Regions from separate parts of the Homo sapiens genome. Here region 2 is linked to region 1. Evidence: chromatin loops called from intact Hi-C (ENCODE). Cell type or tissue: heart right ventricle. All regions are shown on one strand. Links, peaks and the distances in the headings refer to the core of each region. The heading gives the core; the rest is flanking DNA.

The links. Hi-C counts contacts between places; a loop is a spot of excess contacts. Peaks named below come from ENCODE experiments on the same cell type or tissue, not always from the same donor. Only the 100,000 strongest peaks of a DNase experiment are listed, where the experiment ranks them.
Region 2: it touches region 1 in a loop (2.5-fold over the local background); 3 of 110 quality-filtered maps call a loop at or near these places.

What each region holds. Positions count from the first base shown.
Region 1 is chr4:168,920,500-168,925,373 of GRCh38, forward strand. PALLD (palladin, cytoskeletal associated protein) reads left to right here. Exons shown (of 22, transcript NM_001166108.2): 18 at 1,035-1,242; 19 at 3,756-3,921; 20 at 4,446-4,579; 21 at 4,734-4,779. The coding sequence ends at 4,747. It also overlaps a transcript of CBR4 not described here. Among named protein-coding and RNA genes, the nearest start is that of CBR4, 87 kb to the right of the region's middle. In heart right ventricle, for the core only: CTCF peaks have their summits at 3,377 (motif pointing right) and 3,587; a DNase peak (open chromatin) is centred at 3,416.
Region 2 is chr4:169,302,414-169,307,287 of GRCh38, forward strand. The region is part of intron 2 of LOC105377529 (a long non-coding RNA gene); the gene reads right to left. Among named protein-coding and RNA genes, the nearest start is that of SH3RF1, 34 kb to the left of the region's middle. In heart right ventricle, for the core only: no CTCF peak of the experiment used is centred there; no DNase peak of the experiment used is centred there; H3K27ac peaks cover 1,000 bases.

The DNA.
Region 1 (4,874 bases), core at 2,323-4,822:
GTTGGGGGTAGGGGGTAAAAAGGCCTTCCTTAACAGTGCATTTCTTCCATTCAAAATCAAGGGCAAAACTAAAAAGCTGGCAGATGGCGACCATCCTGACCCTTTGCGGCACAACATGTTATTAGCAATTAAATGCTTTTATCTGATCTCTGGTCCACACAACTGTCAAGGTCTCAAGATTTTATGATGTTTCCATTGTGATGGTAATTTGTTGAGATGGCTTTCTGGGTAATTTCGTATTGCTCTTGTTATTCAGTTTCAAGGATTATAAAATAATAATAGCAGCCCTGTGTGCTGACGAATGCATTCTCCATAACTATGGCTGCTCCTTGATGAGAAGCTTTACAGTACTATATATAAATGCCAGCTGAGTATTTGTTATTATTGTTGGACATCTTTTTTCAAAGAAGCCCAGAGCCTGGTGCTGATATCATCCCATTAATCTCCATAGCCCTGGGCAAGGTAAGACCATGACAGCAATTTTTTAAATCCCATCTCGGTCTTCTCTAGGTTGCTCTGTAAGAATTGTTTAGATGTAAGCTGGTGAGTGCTCAGGAAGCCAAAGTTTAAAGCAAAAGTTTTAAGCAAAAGAGTAACATGAGCTGATACTAAAAGCCATCTCTTGGCCCGGTGCAATGGCTCATGCTTGTAATCCCAGCACTTTGGGAGGCTGAGGCAGGCGGATCACCTGAGGTCAGGAGTTCAAGACCAGCCCGGCCAACATAGTGAAACCCTATCTCTACTGAAAATACTAAAAATTAGGCTGGCATAGTGGCAGGCATCTGTAATCCCAGCTACTCAGGAGGCTGAGACAGGAGAATCGCTTGAACCCGGGAGGCAGAGGTTGCAGTGAGCTGAGATTGTGCCACTGCACTCCAGCCTGGGCAATAAGAGTGAAACTCTGTCCAAAAAAAAAAAAAAAAAAAAGCCACCTCTTGTACTACTGAAGGAGGAATTTATGCAGACTTCTTAGCTACCAGTGATTTCACTCTGTTTTAATACAAAAATTTACATGTATTTCTTTTATGATTTAGGTCAGTGGGTTACCAACCCCAGATCTAAGCTGGCAACTAGATGGAAAGCCCGTACGCCCTGACAGTGCTCACAAGATGCTGGTGCGTGAGAACGGGGTGCACTCTCTGATCATAGAGCCAGTCACGTCACGTGATGCCGGCATCTACACATGTATAGCTACCAACCGAGCAGGACAGAACTCATTCAGCCTGGAGCTTGTGGTTGCTGGTAGGCTCATCTGTGAATCCTTGCTCTCTGACAGAATGAACATCAGACTTACAAATGTAAACTAATTCTACATTACTAACCAATACGGAAAATAAAGTATTGAAAAAATAGATTGTATCATCAAAATAGCCAATGAGGACATGGTTATAAGGCCTAGCAAAACAGAAACAGAAATCTTTCATTTCTCCCACTAACCTGGCAAAGAGAGAAAAAGATTTTATTAGCTCTTTTGGGTCATTCGACCTCCTGTGTGTATAGTGGCCCCTAGTGTTACATAGAGAAATAGTAACAGCAGCATGGACTCCAAGAACCAAAGAATTTGCTTATATATAAAGTTTTATATTTATATATATATATATATACACACACACACACACACACACACACACACACACACACACACCTGGTTTTTAAAACAACACTGTCATCTACCCTCATAGTCATTGTCAAACTACACTCAGATTTGCTTTTTCACTGATTATTGTGTAGGTAAATTCTGTAAAAGTGCTGTTACATGAAGTCTTATGCTTTGAGAAGCCTAAAAGGAAAACACATTTATGGAAAGGTTTTTATACCATCCTTAAGAGTTAGGTGTTGAGTACCTGATCTCTTTTAAGAAAGAACATAACAAAACATTTATTTCTTCTACCTCTTTATGCAAAGTGCTTCATGTACATTATGTATCAGTTGGCCCTCACATGAGCCTTATGAGATAATCAGAGCAAATCTTCTCTGAATTTTCCAGGGTCCCACTTAGTAAGCTGATGATTAGATTTAACACAAGACTCCTAGTGCTCTTCTAAACACACTACGTCACTGAGCTCTTTCAAGAAATAGAGTAGCAATGAGAATAAAACCCAAGAAGTCTTGACAAAACTCTTGGATTATGATTCTGATAATGGTACCAAGATGTTTTCACATAAAAATGTGGTAAATATGTGGACTGTGGTGCTACAGGTTAGCCATGCTTTCAAGTTTTGTACAAAGTACTCTATATTCTTACATGCTACAATTGATTTCATTCCTCTAACCTCAAACTAAAACTTCACTTTTCTGCTGTTAAATATGCCTTTTGATCACATAGATACCTCAGTGCGCATCAGCTGGCACTCCTGTCAGAAGACGGTGATGCACAGTAATTGGAAGCAAAGTCTTTGGGGTCAGATCTGCTCCAGTCCCGGCTCTTGTCGATTTTACTAGTGTGACATTTGGCAAATAGCTATCTCTGCGACTTAGTTTCTCCATATATAAAATGGGAATATAATGCCTCACAGTGCTTTCCTAAGGATTAAATCATAAAAATGTGTATGAAGCTCTGCATAACTAGTACCCTGCACAGCAATGCTGCAAAGTGGTAGATGTTATTCTTACTGATGAGTTGCTATGACATTAAGACTTGTTTTATACATTTTATGTTCTTTGCAAAACTGGAGCCCCAGAAAGAATACAAAGTGAGCTTCTGTTCCCACTTCTCCCAGAATAGCCTAGGATGGGCAACCATGTAAAATTCAATAAAAATCCAACCTTCTAACTAACTCGTGGTGTTGGAGAGTATTAAGCATTTGAAAAGTTCAGGTAGAATTTTCATCCTTTTTGAGCTCTTTCCTAGCTGCTTTGCTGTGATATATCTGTCACTCCAGATGAGGGAGTAGTGGTGGAAAAGGAATGCATTCTCAGATTCATTGTTGGTAGTTCAAAAGAAAATAAGTAAACCTTATTCATTCTCTGAAGTACTTTCCACCACTACTACAACTGATCCAAGAAAACAATTTCCCATTGGATGGTATTATTCAGAGTGTTATTAACAATCAGTCCTGAATTTTTCAGAATAGTACTAAAGTTGTCTTTTTTTTTTAATGGGTTCCTTCCTTCAAGGTTATAATAAAGCTTTTTTATAACCTTCAAAGAATACAAAGTGGAATTTGTAATTTATAGGATATACATTCCTAGTTTACAGGTAACTATTTAAAGCTGCCAAATTTAGATAAAGATGCCTCCCCTTTAAATTGCCCCCTTTAAATTCTATGGCATGTCTCACTTAAGAGTTACAAATATTCAGAATATTCATGGCAAACATGGCAAACGGCAGTGAGGGAATCTAAGTGGTCAAATTCCTAGAAATACTTGTCCTCAGCACCACTAGGTGGCAGTAGTTGGTTGAGGCTGTGAATGATCGGTAACATAATCACTAGTAGTGAAGCCATCACAGATGCTAGCAATGACTTAGGAGTCTCCCACAGCTGGTCAGACAGGCATTCTGTGAAGCAGATGGCCAGTGGACAGTGTGAGCCTATCAGACTTGAATTAATTGAGGAAATAAATGAGCGGAATGAAGTATACAGACCTTTGCTTGGTAAAAGAATAATTTGGAGAGGGGACTAGCATCTTACCACCTGGAGTAAAAAATGGTATCATAAAAGATCTATTCAAGCAATATTCCAAAAGCCTTCTGAATTCTTTCTAGTGCTCCTTTTGTATATCATTGATAGAGAATTCATCTCATGTTTTCTTAGCTAAAGAAGCACACAAACCCCCTGTGTTTATTGAGAAGCTCCAAAACACAGGAGTTGCTGATGGGTACCCAGTGCGGCTGGAATGTCGTGTATTGGGAGTGCCACCACCTCAGATATTTTGGAAGAAAGAAAATGAATCACTCACTCACAGCACTGACCGAGTGAGGTAAGACTGCACAATGAGAACCTGATCCTTAACTGTTCAGTCCTAATGATGTATCAAAAGATACATTTTATATAGCATGGAAATCTATGTGTAAAAGCCACATAGATGTTTTGATTTTTGATGAAATCAATCAAAGACAAAAACCATGCGTTACCCAATGTAGGATTAAGCTTTTAGAAGGAAGCTATGGGTGTTTGATCTAATGGTGATTTCTTAAAAGTGTTTATCATTCTATCTAAAAGAAAAGATGAATTCATTTGCTTTAGTGATAAAAGACTATTCAGTGGTTTTTGTAAAGGCAGATCCTCAACTAGGAATTAAGCACACAGATGTATTCAACTCTTGACGTCTGTTCTTTCTCCCATTAACTTTAATGGAGCTAGTAATCTCTACAGAATAAGTATGACCCTATTATCAGCTACTTGCACAATTCTGTTTCTAATGATCTAATTAAAAATGATGCTTCATGTCCAAAGCCACTTTTAAAAAATTTAGAACCCTAATGACTTTATCCTTTTCTCCAGCATGCACCAGGACAACCACGGCTACATCTGCCTGCTCATTCAGGGAGCCACAAAAGAAGATGCTGGGTGGTATACTGTGTCAGCCAAGAATGAAGCAGGGATTGTGTCCTGTACTGCCAGGCTGGACGTTTACAGTGAGTGCCACTTCATCTCATTTCATTGCGTTTACTCATTAAATTATGAAAAATTAGACATCTGGACAGCAAATCACATTACTCTTTATAAACAACTATTGTGTTTTATTTGTCAAAAAAATTCATATTGCTCTCTCTCTCTTTCTATTTGTAGTTTCTCGACATTAATAGTGAACCACACCAGGAGAACAAATACCCAAGTATCATTCAGGAACTTTGAATTATTAGCAAAATATGCATGTTGATTTCTCTTACATTGGCTAGTTAGTTGTGGCTTCCTTACTCAAGCATCCTT
Region 2 (4,874 bases), core at 1,362-3,861, 380 kb after region 1:
TGAAAGACACTTTCAAGAGAGTAAAAGACAAGCTACAGACTGAAATAAATATTTTCAAAAGTTATATCTGATAAAGGACGGTTATACAAATATACAAAGTACTCTTAAAACTCAACAATAAGAAAACAACAACCCAATTAAAAAAATAGACCACAGAACATAATAGACACTTCTGAAGAAGATCTACAGATGACAAATAAGCTTATGAAGATATGCTCATCATATGTCATTAGGAAATGCAGCAAGTGCAACTTAAAACAACAATGAGATACCACTACACACCTATTAGAATGGCCAAAATCCACAACTCTGACAACACCAAATGCTGAATCTGTATTAGTCAGGGTTTTGCAGAGAAACAGAACCAATAGATATAAAAGAAGATTTACTATATGGACTTGGCTCACACGATTATGGAGGCTGAGAAGTCCCTCCTCTGTCATCTGCAGGCTGGAGACTCAGGAAAGCTGGTGGTGTAATTTACTCTGAGTTTGAAGGCCTGAGAACAAGGGGAACTATTGATGTAAATCCCAGTCTGAAAATGATATGAGATGTCCTAGATGCAGCAGTGAGGAAGGTAAAAAAGAGGAGGCAGGGAGCAAATTCCTCCCTTCTCCACCTTTGTTCTGTTTAGGCCCTTAATGGATTGATTGATTGCTGTTGTGGATGACAGCCACAATGGGGAGGGCAATCAACTAAATCCATGGATAGTCAAATGGTAATCTCATCTGGAAACACCCTGACAGACACACTCAGAAACAATGTTTCATCCAGGTGCCTCTAAACCCACTCAAATTGACACATAAAATTAATCTTCACAAATCCACCCCTGTCAACTTGGTACCCATGCATACCTCCCCAATCCATATTAATAAAGACAACAAAAAGTCTTAATTCTGCCTAACATACCACAACTATCCTGCAAACAATCAAAAGCGCACAAACCTCTTCCCTAGGAAAGGAGGTAAGGTCCTTTAGTGATACTTAACTCTTCTCCTTCGTATCTCATAACTCAGATACTATGATGTAAAGTTAACAATACTGAAATACTGTGATATAAAATCAGTACATCTAAGGTTACATGATAAGGCAGTAAGAAAGGAAGGAAAACAAAGATTATATACACACATATTCATAGCAACATAGGAGAAAATAATCATGACAATTACATTCCTAACTGATCTTGTAGTCATGGTGGTAGCCAGTATTTTTAACTATGGGTGGAGGAAGGAGGAACCTTCTACTACATATTCTGTATTCCCTTTGCCTTCAGCAAGCTCCTCAGCTGGTTGTGATTCTTCTTTGGTGTGGTGACCCAAAATTTTATTCCTGAAGGATTTGGGACATTAATAATCCTGGCTGGACTGGGTTTTTGTAATTTAATCACAGGATGCAGTAATACTAAGAGATGCCCCACGTGACCTCCTGTATTCCACATATGCTCTTTCTTTGGTTGTGGTTGGTCTACTACAACCAAAGTAGACCAGCTTTCCCTTGGGAGTCAGGATCAATCACCCCAGCCAACACCATGACTCCCTTTCACGAGGAGACACAACAATGATTCCACTGAACTGGAAGGTAAGACCAGCCACAGTAGGAACTCTCATTCATTGCTTATGGGAATGCGAAATGGTACGGCCACTTTGGAAGACAGTTTGGTGGTTTCTTACAAAACTAAACATCCTCTTCCCATACGATCCAGCAATTATCCCCTTTGGTATTTACCCAAGGAAGCTGAAGTATTATTTCCACACAAAACCTGCATACAGATGTTTATGACAGCTTTATTCATAATTGCCAAAACTTGGAAGAAATCAAGATGTCCTTTAGTAATTGAATGGATAAATGAACTGCAGTATATCCAGCCAGTGGAATATGATTCAGCAGTAAAAAGAAATGAGCTACCAAGCCAGGAGAAGACATAGAAAAGTCTTAAATGTCTATTACTAAGTGAAGGGAGCCAATCTGAAAAGACAACATACTGTATGATTCCAACTCTATGACAACCTGGAAAATGCAAATCTATGGAGACAGGAAAAAGTTCAGTGGTTTCCAAGGGTTGCGGGGAGGGAAAGGTGAATAGGCAGAGCACAGAGGACTTTTAGGGCAGTGAGACTACTCAGTATATCATTACAGTGGCAGAGACATGTCACTATAAATTTGTCCAAACTCATAAAATATGCAACACTAAGAGTGAAACCTAATGTAAACTATGGACTTTGGATGACAAGATGTGTCTGTGTAGGTTGATAATTTGTAACAGATGTACCACTCTGTTGAAGGAGATTAATAATGGGTGAGTTGCATGAATGGGGGCACGGGGTAGATGGGGAATCTCTATACCTTCCACTCAGTTTTGGTGTGAACCTAACACTGATCTAAAATATAAAGCCTACTAAAAAAAAAAATACACTCACATACATGCACACACACACACACACTCACACACTTTTGGCTAGTGAGGAAAAACTCATGTGTGTGTGTTATACAATATATCCCTATCTCTTGATATAAAAAAATAGCTTTCAAAATTTTTGCTTGGGGCCTGGTGTGGTGGTGCGTACCTATAGCTCTAGAGCTTTGGGAGGCTGAGGCAGGAGGATTGCTTAAGGCCAGGAATTTGAGACCAGCTTGGGCAATATAGTGAAGACCCTGTCTTTAAGAGACCTTGTCTCTTAAAAAACTAAAAATTTTTTTTTATTAGTTCAGTTCCCTCATCTGGTAAGTGAAGCAAATAAGAGTACCTTAAAGAATTGTGGAATTAAATGGGTTATATATAGGGAACAGTGTGTGGGATATGGTAAGCACCATGTAAGAGTTTGGTATTGTAATTAATGAAGGACAGCAATGCTTTATACTACTGGAAAAGCTCCAGTATAAAACTGGTAATAGGAACAATGTAAATTTGTAACTACCATAGATAATTATATCACTACGCAAATAAAATGTGAAAAAAATTTCCTTAGTTCCTGTAACTTGGTAGTAGCTGCAACCTCAGTGCTTGCTTTGTTGGCATCTACTTGAAGATTGTGCCAATTAGTGCAAACAGAAAAGTAGCACAATGGATTTAGAGTCATTTTGTTCAAAATAAGGCAATACTTTCCTATAAAGCACTGTATTTTACTGTAAAAAAATTAAGAAAAATTAAAAGCAAACTGAATATAGATTTAGACCAAAGAGAAAATTTAAATATTTTTGTGCTGAGAGAACATGATGCCATCTCCTTCTGGGTAGACAATGACAAGGCCCTGAAATCCTGTGAGCATGAAGTTTGCTTGGATAATGAGATTGTCACTGTGACCTCCTCTTGGCTCAAGGCCTCTTGTTTATTTCTGGTTTTCAGTCATGCTCTTGGCATAGCTCAAATGCTCAAGAATATTTATCATCCCTGTTCATGTTTCCAAAGCAGACAGGATTTGCTGTTCCCTGCCATGAGAGGGGAATACAGAGTGAGGACACCTGCTGTGGGGTGGGACGGGGAGGGAGGCGCCTGGTGTTCCCTGGGCCATGTCTTACTAGGAGATAGATTGTATGTCTCAGGTCACAGGTGTCCCAGACTGTGGTTCTAGTGGGTCTGTGACCATTAGTCAGCCTGAACCTCCCTTCACATCCTGTCCCCTCTGTGTAAAGTATTCCTCCTCCCTCTATCTTCTCCTTTCTAGCAATTGGGAGGATGAAGGCAGCTTGAGGTTCTCTGTGGCTGCTGTGTAAGTGGACTAAGTGGGCCCTCAAAGTCTATTTTTCAGAAGGGAGCAGAAAACCCCAAAAGGCTTCATTTCTAAGCTTCATCCTCCAACACAGTTTCCTGGAAACTCTACTCACCATTAATCGTTTATGCCCTGCTCCACACTTGACCAGCAAAACTCCGATCTAACCTTCCTATTTGTGAAAGCTCTGGAGGGAAAGAGGAATGAATGGGAGAAGTCAGGGCCTAAACTCCTTCACATGCCTAATGCTTCATGTGCATCAAACCCTACACAAAACATTTGGAAGAGGGGAAGGAGGGAGGAGGCTTAGTATTTAATGGGTACAGAGGTTTCATTTGAGAAGATGAAGAAAGTTCTAGAGAATGGATGGTACTGATGGTTGCCAACAATGTGGGTGTACTTAATGCCACTGAACTGTACACTTTAGAAGGGTTACAATGGTAAATTTTATGTTTGTATATATTTTACCACAATTTTGAAAAGATGCAACTAAAAAATAACCCCAATATTTAGAGTAAGCAATAAGCATCTGTGTATCTACACACACAGAGGAATGAATATATTTATTCATGTCAATTTCTTATTAGAATGATCAAGGTGATTATAAATTTTCTCATAATAGTCCCAGGATGAGAGGCAAGTATAATACTGTGGAGTCAGATGGTTCCAGATCTGAATTCTGGCTCTGCCACCTATTCAGTATATTATCTTGGGCAAGTTATCTATTTCTTGAGCCTCAGTTTCCTGATCTTTTAGAGGTATAGAATCTTACATATGGCATCAGTTTCAATGAACTAATACATAAAGGACCTAGTGGCAGATCTGGCAAAGAAGGGACACTCAAGTGTTTCATTCATGTCTGTGTTTCCCCTTTCAGGTGCAATGCAAGTGGGTCTACAGGCAATGCCCACTCCTGAGAATCCTGTTCCACTTCCAAGGAGCTCCAGGAGCTCTGTCTGCTCTATTGTGAATCCAACTCAATTTGATATCCCCAGGCTTATCAAAAATCAATCCTTACACTGTGGGCTCATTATTTTATAGGAAGACTGGAGTCACACTCTATTTACAAAGTCTTTGAGGTAAGTGATGACCTGTTGGAAAAATGCTTATAGTTTTAGAATTACCACACAATGCCTCTGACAAGACCTACTCCTGCTGGGATGAACT